Regions from separate parts of the Homo sapiens genome. Here region 2 is linked to region 1. The links are chromatin loops, found by intact Hi-C in ENCODE. Cell type or tissue: CD4-positive, alpha-beta T cell. All regions are shown on one strand. Links, peaks and the distances in the headings refer to the core of each region. The heading gives the core; the rest is flanking DNA.

Region 1 (4,397 bases), core at 331-4,330:
GTACTCCCAAATAGTTTTAGAGACTTTTAGATTGATATAGATGTTCGCATTTTATGACCATTTAAAAGCTATCAATAGCTGAGCCATGTGATAGTAATATCATCATCTTCCTGCATTATTTCCTTCCAAGTTTTTTTTTTTTACACTTTAAGTTGTAGGGTACATGTGCACAACGTGCAGGTTTGTTACACATGTATACATGTGCCATGTTGGTGTGCTGCACCCATTAACTCGTCATTTACATTAGGTATATCTCCTAATGCTATCCCTCCCCCCTCCCCCCACCCCACGACAGGCCCCGGTGTGTGATAATCTGGCCTCTTGCTTTCCTCTAAGAAGTCTTCCTCAAATGTCAGGTAATCCTTGGCTATCTGTTCATATGTAGGAATAGGGCTCTACAGATCTGATGGAAGGCTCTGTATGCAAAGGGAGGGCTCAAGATACTCCCTTTAGAGCGGGGTGATCTGGCTGAGCCATTTCATAGGTAAATGCCTGATATCAGTCTCATAGCTTTTCTCTTAAACTGTCCAGATTTCCCAAAGAAGTCTCTTTTCACTAGGGGGGCAAAATACAGTGAGGGGGTAATTTCAACATTCAGTGTGTCGGCTTTCACTCATTGCTCCTGTTTTCAGGATAGTTTTTCATCTTCACTATTCTTGCTGTTCCCCAGTTCAACAGATCCTTTGCCTTATCTTTGTCAGGGAATGAGTTTCCAGTCTTCTGCCAGAGTGGTAGAGGAGATATTGGGTCTGACTCTTTAACAACCTCAACCCGTCCTCTTATTTTTAGCCCCATCCTTAGTCCCCTTCTAGAGGTAACTGGTGTTGCCCATTCCTGTACCTTTTGGGGATTCCGTGGTTTAAATCAGGTTGCCTCCCAGCTTTTCTTATTTTCTTGGGTCGGCTAAGTCATTACCATTCCTCCAATGGTTTTTGGCTTTTAAATGTTGTTACTGTTTCTCTTCTTCTCTTTGTTTAACTTTCATTTAATCCCTTAGTTGTCATTTTAGTGGACTTTCTGGAGGGAGTAGAGGCAAATATGTGTATATAACTAGCCATGTTTTATTGGAAGTCCACTAAGCAATTTAATGGTTTTTTTTTTTTTTTTTTTTTTTTGAGACGGAGTCTCACTCTCACACCCAGGCTGGAGTGCAGTGGCACCATCTCGACCATCTCGGTTCACTGCAACCTCTGCCTCCTGGGTTCAAGTGATTCTCCTGCCTCAGCCTCCAGAGTAGCTGGGACTACAGGCACGTGCCACCATGCCCGGCTAATTTTTTGTATTTTTAGTAGAGACGGGGTTTCACCGTGTTAGCCAGGATGGTCTTGATCTCCTGACCTCGTGATCTGCCCACCTTGGCCTCCCAAAGTGCTGGGATTACAGGCGTGAGCCACCATGCCCAGACATTTAATGTATTTTTTAAAGAAAAGAAATAGAACTAATGTTCTACAGAGAAACCTTCCCAGACATTCCTGACATACATAGAGTCTAAGGCCTACTGTAAGTTGCTAAATTAAAAAGAAAATAATGCCTTTATCAGTCCTCTCCAATATCTGAGAGGTTGAGTCCTTATTTCACATGACTGCCATATGATGGCCAGAAGGCCTAAGAAGTCCTAAGTGCTTGGGCCTATGCTCACACTCTAAGAGTCTTAGGCAGGATTTCAGCCTCTCACTTCATCACTTCACCTATTCACCTGCAGCCGATTGCTGGGTAATTAACTAAGAAGCTACAAAAGGCAGGAGAGACCCTAACCCAGGATAGAAGAGGAGGACCTGAAACTTGGAGAACTCACTCCCTCCCCTGCCTGGTGGCACAGCCATGGGATTGCCCTGCCAGCTGCCCTTTTTGACCTCTCATTTCCCTTGTCTCCTTCACAACACTGGGACAGAATGGGGAAGCACACACTTCATTAGTCCACTAAGGAGTGCCTAGCCTGTGGCGTCAGGAACGAGGATTCTGCCAGGTCACTTTTCTCAGCAGCCAACTGGATGAACACATCCCTGCAGGGAAACAGTTTAATCTGCCTCCCATTCCTAAAACTGTTTTTGAAAGAAAAAAATTTAAAGTTGTTATAATAGTTTACATGAAGGGGCTTGCAACTGCCTACTCATATACACACACTTCATTGCTTTTATGTAGGGCAAATGGAGAGGGAGTAAGAGAGGTCCCTTAGCTTGGCAGGTGTTGATGAATGTCTTAGTGAATTGACTGTATATAGACAGGGCTCAGGATTATCTATGCGCTTGCTTTTTAAAGCGTCACCTGGCCCTCTAAGATACTAATCTTCAGTTCCACACTCTGGGCATCTGTCACTTTGCTGTGTCCCAGTGATATCACTGGCTCCCAAGATTAAGGCTCCAGAGCCAACGCTTGATTTATTACTTGGATGATTCACACAAAAAACTCAACATCCCCTGCTTGCACTGTGGAATCTGGCAAGAGCTCTCACCTAATGAGTGCCTTCCCTTCTCTTAGCCCTCGGACTACTCTCTTATTTCTAATCCAAATTTCTATTCTGAGGAATAGAACTCAGCCTGCTGCAGAGTTCAAGGGCTTGGGAGCTAGAGGAATTCCTGGGGGTGCTGGGAAGCTGCTGGGGCCTGGATGTCAGTAACACTGTGCTTATTTCAGCTTCTCAAACAAGTACTCCAGGCTCCATCCTGCTCCAAGCTCAGGGTGAGCTTCTTTCAGAGCCAACACCATTTTCTGCATGTGTGTCTTCATACATAATTTTCAGTAATACTTTGCAGGCAGCTGCCTTTCTACATAGGATCAGCTGCCGGAAATGCAGGAAACCACACAGGCCAGAAACAAAAAGACACTCGAGGTATTGTTTAGAGAACACATGTAAGTTGTTAGAAACCACAACATCCTACACCTGTAGCAACATCGGCTGCAGATGGGTATGTGCTCTGCAGCCCATTCCAGACTTTAATGTGTATTACTTTTAAGAAACAAACTCAGGCTGCCTTTCTGCCAAGTTCCTTGATGCAGATGACTGCTCGTGAAAGGCCATATATAGTACAACTTTACTGCCTCTCGAGGAAAGAAAAGGCTTCGTTTGCAAGAGTTTGCCCTAACTCAAGCCAAGGTCATCAACTGAGGTTTCTGTCAGATCAGTTTTGGCCCCAAAGATTTTGCTTGCTCTTTCAAAGTAAACAGGAAACCAAAACAAACTCTATAGAGCTAATGCCTCACAAAAAGCAGACTCAGCCACTCGCTCACTCACTCAATCATTATTGTCCAAAAGTAGCACTTATCATCTTGATATTATTAGTTCTATGAGAAACACATCAGCTCTGTTCACTTTAACTCCCTCCTAACTGTGTTTTCTGAGAATGGATCTAGGGTCCAATGATGGAGTCAGAGTCTTGTTGTGCAACAGGCTTTCCATTGACTGGGGTTTGAGCACCTTATCAAACAGTGATTTTATCTTTATTAGTTTCCTGTTTGAACCCAAGCTATAAACACCATAACCATTAACAGTTTCACTGTTCACAATACATGAATGTTCTCAAAATTGATGACTGTCTACAACTTTGAATCAGATGCAAGACCATAAAGTCATGTGCACTGTGAGAACCAGAAGGGGGCAGAGGCCTGACAGCAGCAGAAGTGTGATAGGATGCTGACTGCCTCTGAGGAAACAGACTTTTTTTTTTTTTTTTTTTTTTTTTTCAGATGGAGTCTCGCTCTGTCACCCAGGCTGGAGTGCAGTGGCACTATCTCAGCTCACTGCAGCCTCTACCTCCTGGGTTCAAGTAATTCTCATGCCTCAGCCTCCTAAGTAGCTGGGATTAAAGGTGCGCATCACCAAGTCTTGCTAATTTTTGTATTTTTAGTAGAGACGGGGTTTCACCATGTTGGCCAGTCTGGTCTTGAACTCCTGACCTCAGGTGATGTGCCTGCCTCAGCCTCCCAAAGTGCTGGGATTACAGGTATGAGCCACTCTGCCCAGCCTGGAAATATTTTTATGTTAGGGACGCTTTAAGGATTTTTCTCATTTTTATTTTATTTTGTATTGATTCTCAGGGTCTTTCTGCCTAAGCCAACTTCTTAACAGAGATACTGGCAAGGCATATGAAAAAGATCCTGAATGCTTTTTCTGTTAATTTTGGCCCTCCGGTAGCTTGAGTAAGTCTGTCTGATGATCTATCTGTTTTCTTTTCTTTTTTTCTTTTGCGATCTGTTTTCTGAAAAGACACTTTCCCTATTAATTCCACAGGATTGTGGTGAGGACCACATATTTTCCTTTGAAAAACATCAAGTGATAAATCTAAGGTGACTTCTTACCTTTAAAATTAAGGGAAGGCTTATTTAATTACCCAGAATATTAAGTTATATGCTGCTGAGTAACAATTTATCCCCAAACTGAGCAGCTTACAACAATAAAC
Region 2 (4,397 bases), core at 231-4,230, 66 kb before region 1:
GGGAACACTTAGACACTGTGGGTGGAAATGTAAATTAGTTCAGTCCCTGTGGAAAACAGTTAGGAGATTTCTCAAAGAACTAAAAATAGAATTACCATTCAGCCCAGCAATCTCATTACTGGGTATATATCCAAAGGAAAAGAAATTATCCCATCAGAAGGACACCTGCACTTCTACATTTATCACAGCACTATTCACCATAGCAGACATGGAATCAACCTAGGTGCCCATCAATGGTGGACTGGATAAAGAAAATGTGGTGCATATACACCATGGAATACTACACAGCCATGAACAAGAATGAAATCATGTCCTTTGCAGCAATATGGATGCAGCTGGAGGCCATTATCTTAAATGAATTAATGCAGAAACAGAAAACCAAATACCACATGTTCTGACTTATAAATGGGAGCTCAACATGGGGTACACATAGACACAAAGATGGGAACAATAGACACACTGGGGACTCCAAAATTAGGGAAGAGGGCAAGGGTTGAAAAACCGCATATTAGGTACTATTTTCACTATTTGGGTGATGGGTTCAATAGAAGCACAAACCTCAGTATCATGCAATATACTCATGTAACGACCCTGCACATGTACCTCCTGGATCTAAAATAAATAAAATGAAAGAGGAGCTTTCAAACTTTTTTATTGTAACCCACACTAAGAAATTATTTTACTCATTTTTAATTATTATTTTTTGTACAGATGGGGTCTTCTTATGTTGCCCAAGCTGGTCTCGAACTTCTGGGCTCAAGGAAACCAAGAGATCATTTTACATAGAAACTCAGTATACATACACACGCACAAAAGTATAAAAATAAAAATAACTGAAATAAAGTTTTCACAAACTATTCTTAGCATTATTATGTGCTGTGCAGTGATGTTTTCTATCCTAACCCATCCCATTCTGTTCTGTTCTATTCTCTTTCAGTTGTGGTCAAAATGCACTAAATTGATTTCATGAGCCAGAATTTTGTCTTTTCCTGCTGCTTTTGGAAGAGCTCCTCAAACTCTTCAAACCCAGTCCATTCTTCAGTTGTATCTATTCTGCTTCATATTTGTTTTTTAAAAATTAAATTGTTGTGGCTCCAGATGAGGGTTTTTTTTTAACAAAAAGAAATTTAAAAAATTGTCGTGGGTACATAGTAGGTGTATATATTTATGGGGTACCTGAGATGTTTTGATATATGCAGGCAATGCATAATAATCCCATTATGGGGAATAAGGTATCCATCCCTTCAAGCTTTTATCTTTTGTGTTACTAACAATTCAACTATGCTCTTCTAGTTATTTTAAAAATGTACAATTAATTATTATTGACAACAGTCACACTGTTGTGCTACATTCTGCTATGTATTCCATCTATTTGCCCTTTATTTTATTACTTTCTTCATACTTAATGTTTCCACTAGGTTTAAAACAATTATTTCTTTCTTTTGCTTAATGTTACTAATAAGTCCCCTCCCTCTTTGATATATGTATTATGCTTGCTTTAAATTCTTGATGTCTATTCCTATAATCATGCTTCAAATGATATGAACTGTTCCATCTGTAGTCTTTCTTTTACACTAATTGTGCTCCTCAGCTGTCTCAACTCAGCACTTTGGAAATTGCTCAGGCTGAAAAATTTGGAAAACATAGAAAAATATAATATAAATAACAAAATGAAAACCACCCATAATTTCACCCAGAGTTAACCAATTGACATTTTATTGTATTTTCTTCCAGTCTTTTGCATGTTTAGTACATTGAATTATTGAGAAAATACTGTATGTAATTTTCTATCTGAACCTTTCTCTTAACTTTAAGATTTTCTCAAGTTATTAAAACTGTTCACGGACCTCGCTTTAGTGATTGCAAAATATTCCATCATGAGAATAATATATTTAATCCCGAGCATTTAGAATGTTTCTATTTTTTTTTTTTTGCTTCTTAAAAAAAAACTGCCGCAAACATTTTGAACATAAATATTTGCTCATATTTCTGGTTATTTCCATAAAATAGAATCTTAGAATGAAAGGATTCAAGGGAACGGACACTAAGATACAAGCTCTGTTTTGCCAAATTGTTTGCTGAAAGGTTTGTACAATTTTATAGTTCCACAGGCAGTGTGTAATTGAATTCCTACCATCATGTTCATCATCCTCATGTAGTTTGCTAATCTGATAGAGTTTTCTCTTTCCTATTTTGCATGTCTCTGAAGAGTAGGGAATCATTCATTATTTGTATTTACTTTTATGTAAATTTTGGGTTCAGGCCCTTCCCAGTTTTTTCTGCTCTGGAAGGCTAGCCGACCAAAGCTTTCTAGCAAAGGTGCTCACACGTGCCTCTAGTGGAAGGTTTTGAGAATGCCTTCTTGCAAAGGGGTGTATGTACCTGACTGCAACCTATGACTTGCAGCCTGGTGTCAGATGGTGGTATCAGGTGAAGTGCCACACTGAGTGTAGACAATGAGGTTTCAGTGTGTTTGCATATGCGTAACAGACAGGTGATAGTTCAGTCTCAGTTTAAGCCTGGAAATCAGGCAATAGTGTGTGTGTGCGGGTGTGAGACAGAAAAGGTTGGTCACCAAATACCTTTTAAATACACACACAAAATTACAACTTATGACAAGACTTTCTCATGACCTCATAAACATACTTTTCATTTTCAGTGTGACTTGTAGACAGCTGCATCCCTAGAGTTACTTTAGAGAGCCCTGTCGTTCCCAAGCAGAGAGATTTGTCTGCACAGCCAGCCTCTGGGTGAAGTACAAATGCAAAATAAATAAATGCCTTCTTCTAGAACAGCAATATTATTTTTCAATTCTTCTTATAACTAAAAATACTAAGTCTATTTCCAGGAAATTATTAGACAATGTGAACAAATACCAGAAGTTTATAGAGCTGCAAAGATGTACTCAGGAGAGTCTGGTGTTGAAGTTAGCCCCCAACAAGAGGAGTCCTCTCTGGAATGGAAATATGTGTATTTTTCAGTTAAATTCATGATAAAAAATACTTTTTGAGCTTTGGGGTACAAAATCTAAACATGTGCCACTACAAACCACTTAGATGCGGAGCTAAGTAAGTCTGTGTGTGGGTGTGTGTTAGGATGGGAGGACCAGTCCAGGTTAACAATGTAAGGAAAATTTCTGAGTCCATGTAAATAATTTTGGTGTTATGAAACACAGATTTGGACTTTTGCTGACATTCTGAATTCTTGAGGATTTCTGAGCCCTGCTCAGGCCATGAAATGCTTGTTTAAGGAATTGTCGTGCAAGCACAAGCTGCCTAGTGGGACCTAGAGGCCACTAAAATATCTTCTTCACAAAGGAATCTCATCTCCCAACCACACCCTCTATAAAAGACCCACCACTGGAACCTTGATTAAGGTGGTATCAAGAGGATGCCCAGGTTAAAATGTACCCATTCTTGGGAAAGGCACCAAACACCGTCAGCCAGTAACAGCTTACCTCAGACTTATTGTCAGACCAAATAAGAGCTGGCCTGAAGAAGCAGGGTGGGGGAGGAAAGAGGCTGGCCCATGGAGTCCTGCCTTGGGAGAGGCTGCTGACCTGGAACAGGAGGACAGAAGGCTCTGCTCTGTCATGGCTGCCTCCATGAGGCTTAGTAGCAACACCCAGAATCTGTCTCCTCAGCCATCACATGGAGATACCCACTTCACCCGTTGTTGAAATTAGCTTGGCGCATGGGAACCAGCATGAGTGGCAGGTAATGTTACACCACAGGAGAATGCTGAAGTGGAGTGCCCTAGACAGCCAGAGAAAAATTTTAGATCATCTTGGGGCTCCCAAGGATCAGGACAGATAAGGAGGGGGACTAAGGGTGTAAAAGCATGGGGTGGGAGTAGGGATGATCACAAATTTGTCCAGAAATAATTCTGGAGGAGTCCCGACTTATGCCTTTTTACTGAAGGTGATGTGCAGAGTCTGAACCTGAAAGTCTCAAAATTGTGAACAAGTTGAGGTTTCAAATCCAGAAGGGCGAATCCCCCTTATGTTGTTCTGTCAGCAGAAACCGTCCCCCCTCACTTCCCCAATGTGTATGCTCTGTTAAGACAATGGGCTTCCTTTGAGGGCTTCTGGGGTGAAAAAGATAGAGGAAAATGAATATATCAAACATTTTATCAGTGTCTACTGCATGCAGAATAGACAAAGAACTAAGTGAGTGGAGGTTCAAAAACTAACAGAAAAAGAGAAGCAACCCAAATGTCCACCAATGGATGGATGGATAAACAAAATGTGGCATATACATTCAATGGAACATTATTCAGCCGTAAAAAAGAAGATATTCTGATACATGCTTCCACAAGGACGACCCTTAAAGACATTATGCTAAGAGAAATAAGTCAGACACAATGGACAAATGTGATTATGATTCCACTCAGATGAT

What was found. A loop is a pair of places that touch in the nucleus more often than their neighbours do. Peaks named below come from ENCODE experiments on the same cell type or tissue, not always from the same donor. Only the 100,000 strongest peaks of a DNase experiment are listed, where the experiment ranks them.
Region 2: it touches region 1 in a loop (3-fold over the local background); 12 of 110 quality-filtered maps call a loop at or near these places.

Annotation. Positions count from the first base shown.
Region 1 is chr5:73,386,470-73,390,866 of GRCh38, reverse strand. No RefSeq gene overlaps it. Among named protein-coding and RNA genes, the nearest start is that of LINC02230, 51 kb to the right of the region's middle. In CD4-positive, alpha-beta T cell, for the core only: no CTCF peak of the experiment used is centred there; DNase peaks (open chromatin) are centred at 2,826 and 3,596; H3K27ac peaks cover 331 bases.
Region 2 is chr5:73,452,582-73,456,978 of GRCh38, reverse strand. LINC01386 (long intergenic non-protein coding RNA 1386) reads left to right here. Exons shown (of 5, transcript NR_126410.1): 5 at 2,660-2,789. Among named protein-coding and RNA genes, the nearest start is that of FOXD1, 6.0 kb to the right of the region's middle. In CD4-positive, alpha-beta T cell, for the core only: CTCF peaks have their summits at 2,105 and 2,312; a DNase peak (open chromatin) is centred at 2,368; H3K27me3 peaks cover 2,597 bases.